Linked DNA regions of Homo sapiens: regions 1 and 2 are each linked to region 3. The links are chromatin contacts, found by Hi-C or POLR2A ChIA-PET in ENCODE. All regions are on one chromosome and are shown on one strand. The core of a region is the stretch at or near the end of the contact, and the rest is flanking DNA. Distances in the headings are between cores, read along the strand shown. Region 1 holds the start of NUP133-DT (NUP133 divergent transcript). Region 2 holds the start of ACTA1 (actin alpha 1, skeletal muscle). Region 3 overlaps GALNT2 (polypeptide N-acetylgalactosaminyltransferase 2).

Region 1 (4,035 bases), core at 516-3,015, 600 kb after region 3:
CCTTCAATAGCCATACATTTGGACTCCAGGCAAGTTCTTGCTCAAAGGTGGCTGACAAGTCATTCTAGCTCCTGCAAACAACAGCTTTTACATTAGGATGCTGGGGAAACCACTAACCAGTCCAACAAAGCACAAGAATAAAATTGATCCCACCAATCCTCTCAGACACAACTATTAATACTCTCTATTGCCTATTTCACACCCCTCCTTGTAAGAATGAAACAGGGAGGAAATGCACTGGGCTCTCAGAGCTATAAGACTCAACAAGCTGCCAAGTTGGGTTAGACACCCAGGTGGGAGAAGGAGTAAAGCAGCTAGCCTATGTAACCTTGGCAAGATGACTGCTCAGATGCCACTGGTGCATAGATAGATGACTGGCTTCCCAGGGGAATGTCAACAACTGACACCCACACTGTGGTCTCCCACATGTGAATACGTCAATGTTTACTTAACCATTCCCTTATTTCAACACACGTTGAATGAAAGTCTACTATGTGTCTGTTACTGTGTGCCACAAAGGTAACAAAGTCACTGCTCTTGCTGTCAAGACATTTAAAAGGAAGTACTTGACAGACAATTATGAAAACAAACTATTATGCAGGATAAAAATACAGTCTACACACAGGAGCAGAGAGGACAAAGGATAAGGGGGACCTAATCCTGTGGAAGGTTTCACTGAGAAGGCAGCACAGAACTAACTTGATGCGGAAGGTAGGCGCCTTCTGGACCAACAAGGCAGGGAGTGCATTCCAGGTGAGAGAAACATGGACATGGGCACTGGAGGGAGATTTGGGTTTTTAAGTTCTCGGAATGTGGAGTGCAAGTGGGAAGTGCTGGAAGTACAACACGGACGGAAAAGCCAACCTGACTTAGATCACATAGGACCTTGCAAAGGAGCTTAGCAAATAACCTACTGGCAATGGTCAGCCACTGAAGCATTTACAGGCCCAAGAGCAGCATTACGTTTGCCTTAATTCATTGTGTTGGCAGTGAGAAGATAGAGTGGAGGAAGACTAGACACAGGTAAGGAACCCTCTCCCCATCTCCCCTACTCCCTCCCGCTGGCAGAAGAGGCTACGCAGTGGTTGAGGGAAAGGTAAGTACCAGAACCAGGGCAGAGGCAGTGCAAATGTGTGATCTAGTACAGACACGTAGGACCTTACAACGTATACCATGATCTTAGGGTGGAGGTAGGTGTGAGGGATGACTGCAGATAGAGCTCTTCTCTTTGCCTTGGACAACTGGCCAGTTTTACCAAGCTGGAACAGAGATGGTGGTAGGAGAGGGGTCCTAAAGGAAAACATGAATGCGCTTTTCATAAGTGGATTGTGAGGAGTTCGCAGGACTTCCAGCTGAAATTGTCCCCTAGGGAGCTGAATGATAGGGGTCTGGGGGTTTTGAGCTGGATCCAGGTTAGAGACACGGATTTGTGGCGTCATCAGCGTGGATGAGACTGCGCAAAGTTGAATGGGAAAATGGCAAACCTAGAAAACAACAAATATCACAGTGCGATACCAGTGTCAGCTTTACGGCTTTTCTCCGTCCTCAGCTTGGAATGAGGAACATCTTTCATTTCACAAGAGGTTCAGGAACTACCAGTGTGAAAAGAGGCTACGTTCAAGCTGCTGGAGGGCCAGTTCCACCTAGGCGCAGTCAAGAAGGGCGCCTGGCTTTCCGGCTTCACGTCCCTGGAAGCTCGGCACTGCAGCGGTTCTAGATCTGGGGCCGCCGGCTGCCTTCCCGACCTACCTCGCTGACTGGGCACCGCCCTTAACGTCACGATCCCGCCCCCGCCAGCGCTCCGACCACAACCCGCGGGAGCCATTGCGTTTGACGTCATCATCGCGCGCCATCTCTTCCCTTAGGTGTTTAAGTTCCGCGCGCAGGCCAGGCTGCAACCTGACGGCCAGATCCCTCGCTGTCCTAGTCGCTGCTCCTTGGAGTCATGTTCCCAGCCGCCCCTTCTCCGCGGACCCCGGGTACCGGGTCCCGAAGGGGCCCGCTGGCCGGACTCGGGCCCGGCTCCACGCCCCGGACGGCTAGCAGGAAGGGTCTGCCCCTGGGGTCTGCAGTCAGCTCCCCAGTGCTCTTCTCGCCGGTCGGCCGGCGTAGCTCGCTAAGCTCGCGGTAAGTGATCTCCCTGGTTGGGTCTGGCAACCAACAGCCTCACGGGCCGCAGTGGGCCGGATAGGTTGTTGTCTTTAGAAGCCTTTGGAACCGGGGCGGCGGAATAGAATGCCACAGTATTGGAAAATAGACCTTTTCCACTGCTGCAGGTAGTATCTGCTTCGTTTTGATTATCAGTTGATCAGTTGATTCCCCACTTTGCATTTTTCATGGATACCTTTGTGCAGAAGTGAAGTACAAACTGGATTTGCATCAGTGTTTACCTACTTCCCACCTACTACCCGTGTGATCTGGTGTAAGTCACTCGTGATTTTCTTCATCTGTGAAATGGCGATAATATATCTCACCTGAGCCAGAGGAGTTATTATGAATTGCCACGATGCAGATGTAAGGTGATGGTGATAATGAGGACCTACAACCCTGAAAGATCATTGTTTAATGCCTAACATACCAACTGACATTAATATCTGATGATTGGTAATTAAAGGGTTTCTAGCTACGGAATTTAACTTTCTAGGTAAATTATAAGGAAAAGGCTTTACATAAGTGAGCTAAGAGTACTGTGATAGTTTAGTTACTAAAACTGCTCGTTTGGAGCACCAGTAAAATCATCACACACACACACCCCTCCCCACCCCCAACACACACCATGTTCATAATTAACCTAAAACTTTAGTGTTTCTGCATAGTTTTCTCTGAATTCATCTATAAAAAATGAATTTTTCCCTGCAGGAAACACAAAGTATTGTGTCTTGAAATTATGGTTAAAATTTATCTGTAAAATTTTTCAGTACTTTAAAGGAGAAGTGGTTTTGAAAGAATACACTGTATCTTTGACTTTTTTTGGCATATTTTGAAAAGTTCTTTTCAAAGTGCTGATCTTGTCAGTGTTTTCTATTCCTTTTGCGAAAAGTTGGAGAATAAAAGCATACTTTATTTACTGTGTGTTGTTTTATTTAAATCTCTTCTTGTGATCATTTGAAGAAAAACCTTTGTTATCCTCTGTCAGGAAACAAAGCCCTTAGCCCTTCTGTATGTGCATCTTCTCATTTAATTCTCGTGATAAGACATAGACTACCTTTTATTCTGGTGACTTTACAATATTCTAAATGTTAAGAGGGTGAGCAAGAAATAAAGTTTTTACTGTGATATCTGCTGTTGAGGACCATGTAACAGCTGATGCTCGTAACCTGTTCGATTTCTTGCTTGGTTGTACAGATCTGATAGTTTTTTTTTTTTTTTTTTTAAAGAGACAGGGTCTCACTCTCTGTCGCCCAGGCTACAGGCTGGTGCCACAATGCCCGGCTAATTTAAAATTTTTTTTGTAGAGACAAGGTCTTGCCACGTTCCCCAGGCTGGTCTTGAACTCCTGGTCTCAAGCAGTCTTCCCGCTTCGGCCTCCCAAAGTGCTGAGATTATAGACATGAGCCACTGCTCCGGCCAGGTCTGGTGGACTCTTAAGCACCTAAAGCTAGATGAGCTTAAATCTCATCTAAGCCAATATTTATAAAATGTATTTGACCACAACATATGGTAAAAGCTGATGTTTTATATTCTGTCTTTCAAAAATGTTGAGATCTGCAAAATGACCCGCTGTTTGAAAAAAAAAAAAAAAAAACACTGGTCTAGTTAAGCCTTATTTCACAGCTAAGGAGGCAGAATTATAAGGAGTTTAAGTGAATACAGGCATGCATTTCAATACTAGAGTCTATGGGATTGAAGCCAAGTTTTCCTAAATCCTGTTTTGTTTTTTTTTTACATGAAAAATATTACATTTAATTACATGGTAAATATGAGCCAGTGTTAATTTTTTTCAAAGAACTCCTTACTGTGAAAATATATACATAAAAAATTAGGATAATGGAGAATTTTAAGTTACAAGTAAGGTAATATAGACTCTTTTCTTTA
Region 2 (3,840 bases), core at 1,341-3,840, 670 kb after region 3:
AACACACCGGGGTAGTGGTAGCAGAAGGGCCCGGTCAGGGTATGAAGAGCTGAGGCTGCACCTGAAAACTTAGAAGCAGGAACTCCCTGTCAAGCATACCCTACATGGCTGACCTTTACTTAGTGACAGTTCTCAAAAGGCGGAGCAGGGCGCCGCTGCGCTCCCCCAAAACATACATGTATGGAGACGTGGCTCTGCCACCCACCATTCAGTCTATTCTCTAAGCCAATGAGAATGCAACAAGACCAGAATGGGACTGAGGGTGGCCTGTGGTGACCTGTCAGGGACTATTTAAACCAGCCGCAAATCATGTGGGCAGGGAACAGATGCCTGGCTGGCCACCTCAGGGGCCATCTCCCACAGTTTGCTGTACTAGCAGGTCTCTGTTCGCTTGTGAGTGTTTTTAATCATGGTCAGCTTTTAGTGTGGGTTTGAATGTAACAGACTGAGCTTAGAAAAGCTTTCTGTAAGGAAAGGTAAGAGTTGAACTGAGCAAGAGTTTTGAAAAATAGTGACAATCCCATTCTCCTTTGGAATGCGCACAAATATTGAGGTATCCAGTGAACGGCAGCAAATTTCCTACCTTCAAGGCCCAAATGTAAGCTAGTCCCCTTACGTTACATGCAGCTCATTTGCTAAGTGGTTTTTTTCTAGTATCTCCACTACTCGCTGACACAGGAGGACACAGGATGTTAAAAAGGAAATACAGTTCTGTCAATTATTCACTTACTCTCCAAAATACTTGGAAGAACTAAATATGGAACCATAGGAGACTTTATCCTCACCGCATAGTCCCTATACTAGTCAAACTCCTTATTTTTTAATTGATCATTTTTAGGAAGGTAGCATTTTATTCACTAGAACATTTTTGTTAATACTTGTTTATTTTTGGGATGAACTGCCATGATGTGGGCTACAGAGGAGGGTCGCATATGCTTCCATCCCCCTTTTAGAGAATCCACACCTGTCCCAGTTGCTGGGTTCCACTACCAAAAGTGAATTGCAACTATTTTAGGAGCACTTAAGCACATCCGAAAAATGAGTGATTCTGTTCTGGCCCACACCACATCACTGATGTACCCCCTTAAAGCATGTCCCTGAGTTCATCACAGAAGACTGCTCCTCCTGTGCCCTCCACAAGGTTAGAACTGTCCTTGTCTTAGGGAAAAAGGAGAGAGAGAGAGAGAGAGAGAGAGAGAGAGAGAGAGAGAGAGAGAGAGAGGGACAGGCACCAACTGGGTAACCTCTGCTGACCCCCACTCTACTTTACCATAAGTAGCTCCAAATCCTTCTAGAAAATCTGAAAGGCATAGCCCCATATATCAGTGATATAAATAGAACCTGCAGCAGGCTCTGGTAAATGATGACTACAAGGTGGACTGGGAGGCAGCCCGGCCTTGGCAGGCATCATCCTCTAAATATAAAGATGAGTTTGTTCAGCCTTTGCAGAAGGAAAAACTGCCACCCATCCTAGAGTGCCGCGTCCTTGTCCCCCCACCCCCTCCAATTTATTGGGAGGAAGGACCAGCTAAGCCTCATCTAGGAAGAGCCCCTCACCCATCTCCACCTCCACTCCAGGTCTAGCCAGTCCTGGGTTGTGACCCTTGTCTTTCAGCCCCAGGAGAGGGACACACATAGTGCCACCAAAGAGGCTGGGGGAGGGCCTCAGCCCACCAAAACCTGGGGCCAGTGCGTCCTACAGGAGGGGAACCCTCACCCCTTCAATCCCTTTAGGAGACCCAAGGGCGCTGCGCGTCCCTGAGGCGGACAGCTCCGTGTGCTCAGGCTTTGCGCCTGACAGGCCTATCCCCGGGAGCCCCCGCGCCTCCTCCCCGGCGCTCCGCCCTCGCCTCCCCCCGCCAGTTGTCTATCCTGCGACAGCTGCGCGCCCTCCGGCCGCCGGTGGCCCTCTGTGCGGTGGGGGAAGGGGTCGACGTGGCTCAGCTTTTTGGATTCAGGGAGCTCGGGGGTGGGAAGAGAGAAATGGAGTTCCAGGGGCGTAAAGGAGAGGGAGTTCGCCTTCCTTCCCTTCCTGAGACTCAGGAGTGACTGCTTCTCCAATCCTCCCAAGCCCACCACTCCACACGACTCCCTCTTCCCGGTAGTCGCAAGTGGGAGTTTGGGGATCTGAGCAAAGAACCCGAAGAGGAGTTGAAATATTGGAAGTCAGCAGTCAGGCACCTTCCCGAGCGCCCAGGGCGCTCAGAGTGGACATGGTTGGGGAGGCCTTTGGGACAGGTGCGGTTCCCGGAGCGCAGGCGCACACATGCACCCACCGGCGAACGCGGTGACCCTCGCCCCACCCCATCCCCTCCGGCGGGCAACTGGGTCGGGTCAGGAGGGGCAAACCCGCTAGGGAGACACTCCATATACGGCCCGGCCCGCGTTACCTGGGACCGGGCCAACCCGCTCCTTCTTTGGTCAACGCAGGGGACCCGGGCGGGGGCCCAGGCCGCGAACCGGCCGAGGGAGGGGGCTCTAGTGCCCAACACCCAAATATGGCTCGAGAAGGGCAGCGACATTCCTGCGGGGTGGCGCGGAGGGAATGCCCGCGGGCTATATAAAACCTGAGCAGAGGGACAAGCGGCCACCGCAGCGGACAGCGCCAAGTGAAGCCTCGCTTCCCCTCCGCGGCGACCAGGGCCCGAGCCGAGAGTAGCAGTTGTAGCTACCCGCCCAGGTAGGGCAGGAGTTGGGAGGGGACAGGGGGACAGGGCACTACCGAGGGGAACCTGAAGGACTCCGGGGCAGAACCCAGTCGGTTCACCTGGTCAGCCCCAGGCCTGCGCCCTGAGCGCTGTGCCTCGTCTCCGGAGCCACACGCGCTTTAAAAAGGAGGCAAGACAGTCAGCCTCTGGAAATTAGACTTCTCCAAATTTTTCTCTAGCCCCTTTGGGCTCCTTTACCTGGCATGTAGGATGTGCCTAGGGAGATAAACGGTTTTGCTTTAGTTGTCGCCAAGGCAGTTCCCTTCCAAACTAGCGCTAGAGCGAATGAGCGAGCAGCCAGGACCACCCATTCTGGGTTTCCAACAGGCGAAAAGGCCCTTTCTGAGTTTGAAATGTCACAGGGTTCCTAACAGGCCACTCTTCCCTGGATGGGGTGCCAACGCCTTTCCCATGGGCATCTCCTTCCACCCTCACGCTGGCCCAGCAAGCAGGCAGTGCTGAGGCCTTATCTCCCTAGGTGACAGATGTGGTCAGGGAGGCGCAGAGAGGATGGGCACTAGCGTCCAGCTCCTGGAACAGGTGTCAGGCAGGGAGGGCAGACAGGTCTTGGGGAACATGTTCCCCTGGCTATGTGGACAGAGGACTTCTCAGTGGGGTCTCGCGACCCTGTGCCCCTTTTCCTGGTTCAGGGCAGCCCTTAGCCGGGGCAAAGGTCGAGAAGAGAACCCCTGGTCGCCGCCCTGGCAGAATTTGAGTGGCTCCGGCAGGAGATGTCCCTAGGTTCCTGGGGAGGGAGGACGTCGGGGCCAGCCAGGCTTACCCCCCCCTGCCGCTGAGACTTCTGCGCTGATGCACCGCGCCTCTTCGCGGTCTCCCTGTCCTTGCAGAAACTAGACACAATGTGCGACGAAGACGAGACCACCGCCCTCGTGTGCGACAATGGCTCCGGCCTGGTGAAAGCCGGCTTCGCCGGGGATGACGCCCCTAGGGCCGTGTTCCCGTCCATCGTGGGCCGCCCCCGACACCAGGTCAGGCTGCCCCTCCGCAGAGGGAGCCGGCTCGGGGTCCCCGCGTAAGCCAGCCTGGTGCCACCCGGAGCGGCGTTAACGGGTGCGTGGTGTCTCGGCTCTGCAGGGCGTCATGGTCGGTATGGGTCAGAAAGATTCCTACG
Region 3 (4,053 bases), core at 134-2,633:
GGGCACAGTCACCCTTATACAGAGAGATCAACTTGCTGCTCAGAGATACACAGCTGATCAGGGAATACAAAACTTTGCTATCACTCCGAAGTCCAGGAAACAGAGCGGACAATGCCTGGAAATTCTGCACTGCACGGCCATGAGCAAAAAGAGTTGGCATACCCTCATGCACTGTGTCACCAAGTGGTTAATATGCAACTATTGCACAAGACCTGCTTCTAAGAAGTCAAGTCCGAAGACCGGACTAAAGAAATGAATCATCTTTACCGAATTACTACAATCACTATGGAGGCCCAGAAATGTTGAGTAAAGGTGAGTGGGAAGAGGCTGGAGAGATGAAAGTGTGCATGCTGACTGGCAGATACAGCGCTGGATCTGGCATCAGACAGGACTGGTCTGTCCCCACCACTTCCTAGTTGTCCATCTTGAACAAGTCTTTTGACTTCTCTCTGGGTGCCTGTGCCCCAGTTTGTATAATGGATATAATCATGCTTATGAGCCAACAGGACATGAACCTTGATGGAGAATGCAAACACAGGTGCTCACGTTCTCTGAAGCCCCACAGTGAGACAGCACCGACAGACGCCCTCACTTTCGAATGCTGACATTTATGCAACTCCCACCTCATCCGTGCTGACCACTGCGAGGAAGAAGGTGGGACACAGAGACTCTATGTTCCCACAGGAGCTTACACAAGAGCAACACGGTTCACTGAACCGCAGGGACCATCAACTCTAGGGAGCACCATTAATTTTGTGTGCCACTCAGGAAGAAAAACACGATCAATGAAACCCTGAAACACCATCCATGGAAGATGCATCCTGATTTCAGACATGTTAAAACATGAGAGGCGGGGGAAATGTGCATTGTAGAATCAATGATATGGTGCGACAAGAGCCCCCAGTGGGCCCCAGAGCTCGGCTCTGGTCCTGACCAAACAATGTCTAAAACCAGCTTGAGTCCACAGAGCAGTGGGTGTTCAGTTTGGCTGCTCTTCAATAACCCTGGGAACCTGTTTGCATTTCAGACTCCCTGTCCCTCCTGGAGAATGATTCAGTTGCTCTGAAAGGAGGTCTGAGCACCTCTCTAACACATCCTGTCTGTGCCAGCTGGGAAAAGGAAGGCTGGCTAAATAGCAGAATGGATCTAACAGCACAGCAGCTTCCCTTCCACACCCCCAGCCTCTGGCATCAGTACGCTCCTTACAGGAAGGGCCCCAAACAGAGCCGAAGGTGTGGTCTGAATCCACAGCGCCACTGTGGCCCTCCTGCCTACATTCCATTTCTGCTGTTTCTCTGACACTTTCCCCCACTCTGATTCATTTTCCGAGTATGCAGTTGCAAAACCTACGCTTAGAACGGGGGGACTGCAAGCGTCCTGTGTGGCATTTCCCTAAGTCAGCTGTGACTCAGCCTGGCAAGGGCCCAGGTGCCTTCAGAGTGGCTTCCTGCAAAGACCAGTAATGACGGGCCAGCCGCTGCACTCAGGCACATGAGCCAGCACCTCTGCGACTGAGATCCAGGGAAGGAACGGGATCGCCCTCCTACCTCCCAGCACTGCAAATGTCATTTACATTTTGAAGCCACTGGGGACATGGGTGGAACTCTGTGAGCTGGTGAATTACGCATTCCAGGATTTCTGAAGCCTATTAAGAAAGGAGAGCCAGGGTGGGCGGCCATCACGAAGCAGCTCCAACCACCTGTTTCCCTCCTCCCGCATTTCCCCCACCCAGCACATCACATTTATTTTATGACTCGGTGCATCCAACAAGGCACGGCTTTTAAAGCTTCCCATTTCTGATGCTACAGAGCCAGGAAACCAGGAATCAAGATTATCAGGCTAAAATACAGCCGCCTCTCTTTGAGGCCCACCAGCTGGTTCTGAGAACCTACTGCACCACCATGGAAAAGGGATTCCCTAGCCTTCTCTACCCAAATACCCCAGAAGATAAGATTTCAGCTTTTTAAGATAGTGGTTCCATTAACCTTTGGAGAAAGGAGGAGAGACCCTGTTCGGGGAGCTCTATGCCAAATAAAGACAGAGCCAACCTCCCTGCCTCCCTCGGCCCCCCACCACCCCAGAACCTACTGACCCTTGCAGAGCCAGCCTGCTGACTCCTTTGGAGAGAACCATAAGAGAAGCTTCAGGACGCTCAGGAGTTAGAGGGAAAATGAAGCCATTTACCAAACAGAAGCACATGACTGCCTCGCACTCAGTAAGCACAAGCTGAATCAATTAGTTAATTAAACCTGATACGGGGCTCTGTGGGGTTAAGATCTTACACCCTGAGTAAGGAACACTGCTGAAGAAGGAAACAGTCGCTCTGGGAGATGCTGCTACCAAAATCAGTGGAAGGTCAGGTAGGAGCAGCTCTCACGGAGTAAATGACTAGGAGAAGGGGAGGAATGAATAACAATCCATTACCTAATAAGGGGTTTGTCTAAACCAGCTAACTTGTTTCAGAATTGAGGCCAAAATCAGGGTTAGCTGCAACAGTGCCTACATGATAATTATGTGCTTTTTTTTTTTCCTTTTGGCTTTGTGTGTGTGGTTTTGGAGGGATGGGTTCTTTCATTTTCTGTTTTTGTGTGCCACCTACTTGTCTCCTTAGAACCACAGACAAAATCCTGCAAGAATCTCTTTCCTGGGAGCAGAACTCATGCCCTGGTGAGCCCCACAGACACAGACTGCCTCTGCAGCCTGGTGGCATCTGCCCCAGAACCAACCAGAAAAAAAGGTGACTTACATTTCTTTCCAACCACCAAGGCTGAAGATGGAAATCTGTTCACAGTTGCAGATGTTGGCTGGGGAGAAAAGGGGGGCTGCTGCAGGAAGGCATCTGGGTGCTCAACACTGTGGCTAATTATTGCTGAATAAAAAATAATCATCTTTGCATGACTGTAGCAAGGTTGCTCATGGATACAAAGTATATTAAGGTGAAGACAGTAAACACCACACTAAAGGTCTCATGATGTGCAAACTGAGATTCCATGAACGTTACTAAAATCTATTACGGGGATTTTGGACTGACTCCTTGAAATCCAGGGAACAATTATTAAAACATGAAAGGACCACAACTGTCTATTTCTGCAGATAGCTCCTTCTAGCAACTGTTTTCCTGGACTGCCTCACCTAGGAGGTAACAGAGGCTCTTTACAATTCCTCCAAATGCAAATTTGATAGAGTTATAGGAGTCTCTTACTGCACAGTGCTGTGTTCTAAACACGATCTCAGCAAGGCCAATGGACCTCGGGCTTAACCTCAATATGAGCCTCAGTGAGTAAAATGTCACTACTGGTCACATGCAGAGTCATCAAACAACACTCTCGTCCATGCTACCTTCTGAGTATTCTCCAGTCTTCACCCATGGCCCCGCCTCTCCACTGCCCCTGCAAAGAAAAAGTCCTCCATCCTTGCCCTGCCACAACTACTGGACATCTTCAACCTTTCCACCACCCAAGACTCTGTTATTTACCCCACAGAATCTGTTTCCATCAATGGCTATGAAAAAACAGAGAGTGATTTAATCTGTTCGCTTTTTTTTTAAGGCCATCAACTGTCCTGAGTCATCACACTAAGTGTCTGTCATTCTAATTGGATGCAGAGGTGTTTTTACAATAAGCCTGGGCAGCTTTATGTCAAATCAATGAACAATTTCCAACCACCATTTGTAAACAATAATAAATCAAGGACTCTCGAAACGGAACCCCCAAGGTATAAACGTTCCCCTACAGAAGCCCATCTGCTGCAAGCTCTTCCAGAAAATAAACCTGGAATTCTAAAACCTAAAAAAGGAAATGATCCATTTGGGCTTACAATTTCAGAGACACAACTTCACTCTTGAAGACCAAAATTGCCACGTTTATTTTGATGCTGCCATTGCTGTCTCAAGCAGAAGCTCCCCTTATGTTGCTCTATTCCTGATTCACAGAATGAAAAACTGTACATTAGGCCAAGGGTTACTGAGCGCTCAGCATGCCGGGCCCTCGCAAGGCACTGGAGACTGCAGTGAACAAGACATACCTGCCCTCCTGGGGCTTCGTCTAAGCTCCC

What was found. Hi-C counts contacts between places; a loop is a spot of excess contacts on that map. ChIA-PET counts read pairs that join two places held with the same protein, here RNA polymerase II (POLR2A). Pooled maps may share reads with other maps.
Region 1: a pooled map shows a loop between it and region 3 (5-fold over the local background). The contact joins the promoter of NUP133-DT here to the enhancer-like site in region 3. A Hi-C loop is called at or near these places in 5 of 50 pooled maps. POLR2A ChIA-PET finds 5 or more read pairs at or near these places in 3 of 52 experiments (CD8-positive, alpha-beta memory T cell, MCF 10A and activated T-cell).
Region 2: a pooled map of gastrocnemius medialis shows a loop between it and region 3 (2.3-fold over the local background). The contact joins the promoter of ACTA1 here to the enhancer-like site in region 3. A Hi-C loop is called at or near these places in 4 of 37 single-sample maps with no recorded cell type and 11 of 50 pooled maps. POLR2A ChIA-PET finds 5 or more read pairs at or near these places in 1 of 52 experiments (AG04450).

Annotation. Positions count from the first base shown.
Region 1 is chr1:229,506,160-229,510,194 of GRCh38, reverse strand. NUP133-DT (NUP133 divergent transcript) reads right to left here and starts at 1,765. Exons shown (of 3, transcript NR_110630.1): 1 at 1,516-1,765; 2 at 1-71. It overlaps NUP133 (nucleoporin 133), which reads left to right and starts at 1,854. Exons shown (of 26, transcript NM_018230.3): 1 at 1,854-2,127. The coding sequence starts at 1,946. RefSeq lists silencers at 699-993, 1,934-2,163 and an enhancer at 1,764-1,883.
Region 2 is chr1:229,432,844-229,436,683 of GRCh38, reverse strand. ACTA1 (actin alpha 1, skeletal muscle) reads left to right here and starts at 2,590. Exons shown (of 7, transcript NM_001100.4): 1 at 2,590-2,680; 2 at 3,557-3,697; 3 at 3,804-3,840. The coding sequence starts at 3,569. RefSeq lists a silencer at 2,588-2,882.
Region 3 is chr1:230,102,206-230,106,258 of GRCh38, reverse strand. The region is part of intron 1 of GALNT2 (polypeptide N-acetylgalactosaminyltransferase 2); the gene reads right to left. Among named protein-coding and RNA genes, the nearest start is that of GALNT2, 37 kb to the right of the region's middle. RefSeq lists enhancers at 504-573, 540-1,261, 633-1,832. Within about 2 kb of position 1,383, at least 29 of the 41 ENCODE cell types and tissues checked have a DNase peak (open chromatin) inside an H3K27ac peak, as active enhancers do.